Linked DNA regions of Homo sapiens: region 1 is linked to region 2. A link is an interaction called in ENCODE POLR2A ChIA-PET data of the cell type or tissue named here. Cell type or tissue: GM12878. All regions are shown on one strand.

Evidence for each region. ChIA-PET counts read pairs that join two places held together with the same protein. Peaks named below come from ENCODE experiments on the same cell type or tissue, not always from the same donor. Only the 100,000 strongest peaks of a DNase experiment are listed, where the experiment ranks them.
Region 1: POLR2A ChIA-PET joins it to region 2 with 5 read pairs; 1 of 35 experiments calls an interaction of 5 or more read pairs at or near these places.

What each region holds. Positions count from the first base shown.
Region 1 is chr19:12,801,902-12,804,401 of GRCh38, reverse strand. THSD8 (thrombospondin type 1 domain containing 8) reads right to left here and starts at 2,333. Exons shown (of 2, transcript NM_001386800.1): 1 at 2,183-2,333; 2 at 13-298. The coding sequence starts at 2,330. The coding sequence ends at 99. RefSeq lists a silencer at 2,255-2,500, a cis regulatory region at 2,242-2,500 and an enhancer at 2,439-2,500. In GM12878, no CTCF peak of the experiment used is centred here; no DNase peak of the experiment used is centred here; H3K4me3 peaks cover 728 bases.
Region 2 is chr19:10,885,499-10,887,998 of GRCh38, reverse strand. The region is part of intron 1 of CARM1 (coactivator associated arginine methyltransferase 1); the gene reads right to left. Among named protein-coding and RNA genes, the nearest start is that of CARM1, 15 kb to the right of the region's middle. In GM12878, no CTCF peak of the experiment used is centred here; no DNase peak of the experiment used is centred here; H3K27ac peaks cover 475 bases.

The sequences.
Region 1 (2,500 bases), 1.9 Mb before region 2:
CCTCAAACTCGCTTCATACCCGCCCCGCACCGCACATCCTCCCTCCGCGCCCACCCTGGGCCCCGCAACTTGCCCCGGCCCTGCTCTCTCACCCGGGCTCAGAGCCTCCAGTCGCAGTCGAAGGGCTTGCAGGATGGACAATCCCGTTGCCGGCAGGGCCGTAACTGGATCAGCTTCTCCGGGTCCATGAAAACCGGGCCCGGCGCTGTGCCCACTACCTCGCGGCTGCGCTCCTGCTTGCCCAGGTCGCAGAGACACCGCCACTTTCCCCACGGGCCAAGGATTGAGTCCTCGACTTCTAGAGAAGGAGGGCAGAGGTGAAGACCTACGTGGAGGGGGCCTACTCCCAATCCCCTCCCCCAGAGAGGGAGAAAGATAAAGATACTAACGAATAAGAGAAGCACATATTCGCTAGACTCTGCTTCTATGCCAGACACCCTGCCACAGATTATCTCATTTAAGCTTTTTTTTTTTTTTTTTTTTTTTTTTTGAGACAGGGTCTCGCTCTGTCGCCCAGGCTGGAGTGCAGTGGCGCAGTCACAGCTCACTGCAGCCTCAACCTCCTGGGCTCAAGCAATCCTCCTACCTCGGCCTACCAAGTAGCTGGGACTACAGGCACATGCCACTGTGCCTGGCTAATTTTTTGTATTTTTTGCAGAGACGGTGTTTCACCATGTTGCCCAGGCTGGTCTGGAACTCCTGGGCTCAAGTGATACTCCCATCTCAGCCTCCCAAAGTGCTGGGATTACAGGTGTGAGCCAGCCACCATGCCTGGCCTCATTTAATATTTCCACGAGTCTCAGGTGGGGAAACCAAGACCCAGAGACAGCAAGCCAACCTTCCAAGCTCATATACGGGGTAAGTGGGCCAGAGGAACTACAACCTGACACTTCCAGGCTGTGCCAGCCTGCCCAGTTGTGAGTGTCCTACAACATCCTTGGTGCCCGCCATTTGAAGCTGACTTCTGTCTTCAGGGGTGTGACCATGGCCCTACCTAGAAGGCACAATGCCACCTGACAGCAGGGTTGTCAAGTGATAAATGGCATAATTGACATAATGAAGGTAAGTAAATCTCCCGGTGCTGTGCTAGCATATACAAACCAATTTATTATGATCAGTTTGTTTATTTATTTAATTTATTTATTTTGAGACAAGATCTTGCTCTGTTACCCAGGTTGGAATGCAAGGGCATAATCATGGCTCACTGCAGCTTCAAACTCCTTGGCACAAATGGTCCTCCTGTATCAGCCTCTTGAGTAGCTGGGACTACAGGCGCATGCCACCATGGCAGGCTAATTTATTTTTTATTTTTATTTATTTATTTATTTTTGTAGAGTAGGGGGTCTCTCCATGTTGCCCAGGCTGGTCTTGAATTCCTGGGCTCAAGCAGTCCTCCCGCCTCGGCCTCCCAAAGTGCTGGGCCATCAAGTCAGGCTAATTTTAAAATATTTTTTGTAGAGATGGAGTCTTGCTGTGTGGGCCAGGCTGGTCTGGTCTCCGAGACCAAGGGATCCTCCCACCTCAGCCTCCCAAAGTGCTAGGATTATAGGCGTGAGCTACCGCGCCGGCCACTGTGATCACTTTAAAGGGCTCTTTACTGAATCTGCCCCTTTCCCCTATGAGACAGATCTTATCCCAACTCCGATCTTATCCCAACTCACCGCTCACCAAGGTCTGACACCTCCTACCCTCCCACACCCATGTCTCTGCCACACCTCACCGACCTCTTTCCATTTCTCCTTCAGGACTTTTCACCTTGGCATTTGCTATTCCCTCTTCCTTGGACATTCTTTCCCCAAATCTTTCCATATGGGACTTTCGCTTGTCGTTCTCGCTGCACTGGTCACGGGTCTTCTGCAATCGGACCCTCTCTGATTTCCCAAGCTTGCCCGCCCCCTTCTTTCTCTGTCTCTGCCCTTCCTGGCACCTATCCCCGAGTGACAGCTTCAGTGTCCTGCCCACACCCTCTCTTCCCCTGGGAGCTGCTTTAAAGCAGTATCTATTTCAATATATCCAAGAGTAAACCGAGCCTTAGAGAAAAGTAACCAGCCCAAGGGGACGCCTCCAGTGCGGAGCTGGGTGGAGATTTGCAGCCCGCCGAGGAAGGTCCCTTTGCAGCCAGCAGGAGAAGTAGGGCAACGGGGAGCCTTTGGGCATCGTCATCCCCGCCGCCTGAGGTTACCCTTTAGATGCTGCAGCCTCAGCTGCTCCCAGCTGTCACCTTCGCCCTGCTGCCCTAAGTACTGATAGTCCTGGTAGACCAGGGCAGGGGTCGCCAGCTGCAGGAGTAGCAGAGGCGCCAGCAGCAGCGCCCCCGGGGTCCGCGCCATGCTGGACTCCAACGGCCCCCAACGCGCTCCCAGGCGGAGTCGTGCGCGGAGTCTGCGGCGGGCGCATTACCCACGCGGGCAGGTGCAGTGGTCCCGGCCGAAGGCAACGCGTCTCCCCCCGCCGCCCGCAGGCGCATGGACCCGGCCGCACGCTCCCCCGCACCTGCGGG
Region 2 (2,500 bases):
GAGCGACTGGGACCCTCCACACCCTGGCTCTCATTGCCAAGGACAGAGAGCTCAGTGCAGCAAGCTGGGCTGGGGCCTGCCTTCAGGCTGGCAAAAGGGCCTCACCCAGAGGAGGGGAGTACAGGGGGGCGCTCCAGAGAGGCTGGAGCGGAGGCAGCCTCCAATGGAGGAAATCGAAGTTGGGTCAGGGAGAAGCTGCCCTGGGGCTGAGGCCCACTTGAAGTCCCTGCCTAGTGCACCTCTTGAAAGAGTCTGAGTCAGAGCATGCTGGCACATGCCTGTAATCCCAGTGCTTTGGGAGGCCAAGGCAGAGAGATGGCTTGGGACCACGAGTTTGAGACCAGCCTGGGTGACAAAGCAAGACCCTGCTTCTACAAAAAGTAAAACATTTAAAAAAAAATAAAGAATAAGGAAAGGTTTTGACCATCAGCCAGAGACACAGGATGTCCTGGGCCACAAAGCTGCAGGAAGGCCCTCTGCCAGGTCCCAGGGCGCTCCAGGAGCCCTTCTGGCCCCACCAAGGCTCAGAGAACAGTATGTTTGGGTTAGGAAGGCCGCCTTCCGCCCCAGGACCTGCAGGCTGCTTCGCCAGATGTGATTCCAGATGTGGCACAGGCGAAGGGGGCAGACACTACTGATGCCACAAAGAAATCAGGCACACGGCAGGAACCAGGGGAGACGGGACCCTGGCTTTGGCGAGCTCTGGAAGAGGTCGCTATGGCCAACACGGTGACACAGGACAAGGACCAGGAGCAGCAGGGGTAAGCCTTGGGCAGGCACTTCCTCCATGGCCTTGCACTGCCCTGTGGAGGAGTCAGAGAGTGGGAAAAGTGGCAGGAGGGGCTGCAGGGCTGATGGCCAAGTGAACGGATCAGGGCCAAACCTGGGTTCACATCCCAACTCTGCCACCAAAGTTTTAGTGCCTCAGTTTCCTCTTATACAAATTAGGGAGTGAGCTGGGCATGGTGGTGCCCCCCTGCAGTCCCAGCTCCTCAGGACACCGAGGCAGGAGGCCCAGCTCCTCGGGACACCGAGGCAGGAGGCCCAGCTCCTCAGAATGCTGAGGCAGGAGGCCCAGCTACTTGAGAGGCTGAGGCAAGAGGATCATTTGAAGCCAGGAGTTTGAGACCAGCGTGGGCAAAATATTGAGACCCCATTTTTTTTTTTTGAGATGGAATCTCATTCTATCATCCAGGCTGGAGTGCAGTGGAGCGACCTCGGCTTGCTGCAACTCCTGCTGCCCAGGTTCAAGTGATTCTCCTGCCTCAGCCTCCAGAGTAACTGAGATTACAGGTGCCTGCCACTGCACCCGGCTAAATTTTTTTTGTATTTTTTAGTAGGGATGGGGTTTCACCATCTTGGCCAGGCTGGTCTTGAACTCCTGACCTTGTGATCCACCTGCCTCAGCCTCCCAAAGTGCTGGGATTACAGGCGTGAGCCACCGCACCCAGCCCCCATCTCTAAAAAAGAAAAAAAAAGATAAAAGATAAAAATGAGGGAGGGGGCGGGGCATGGTGACTCACGCCTGTAATCCCAGCACTTTGGGTGGTCGAGGTGGGAGGACTGCATGAGCCCAGGAGTTGGAGAGCATCCTAGGCAACATGGTTGAGACCCCGTCTCTACAAGAAATACAAAAATTAGGCCGGGCACGGTGGCTCACGCCTGTAATCCCAGCTACAGGCTGGGAGGCTGAGGCGGGTGGATCACCTGAGGTCAGGAGTTCGAAACCAGCCTGACCAACATGGAGAAAACCCGTCTCTACTAAAAATACACAATTAGCCGGGCGTGGTGGCGCATGCCCGTAATCCCAGCTACTGGGGAGGCTGAGGCAGGACAATCACTTGAACCCAGGAGGTGGAGGTTGTGGTGAGCTGAGATCACACCATCGCACTCCAGCCTGGGCAACAAGAGTGAAACTCCATTTCAAAAAAAAAAAAAAAAAGAAAGAAAGAAAGAAAAAAATTAGCCAGGTGTGGGGCCACCTGCCGTCCCAGCTACTCGGGAGGCTGAGGCAGGAGCATGAACTGAACCTGGGAGGTTGAGGTTGCAATGAGCTGTGTTCACACCGCTGCACTCCCTGTCTCAAAAAAAAAAAAAAAAAAAAAAAAAATGAGGGAGTGAGCTGTGGCTGCTGTGGCTCCCTGTGGGGGGCTGTCCTGATAGCGAGACTTGGAGTGTGTGAGCGGGAGTAAGAGCCAGGCATCCCATCATCCTGCATCTAGGGGCTCCAGGGCTCAAAGGCAGAGCCAGGCTCCTGCAGAGGGTCCCTCAAGGGCACAGGATGGAAATCTGGAAGCTCCAGCCTATCTTCGCCTTCCCGTCCTGTTCAAGGAAGAATGCAGCAAATTCTCTGGAATGTCCCTCCCTCAGTCTGCAAGAGGCACCCCAGTCTTTGATTATTTATTCACATGCCCCCTGCCCGGGATGGTTAACAAGAGCATCCCTCTTTCACGAGAGCACTGATTGGCCAGGGGCCTTTCTGCAGTCCTCGCCAGGAGTA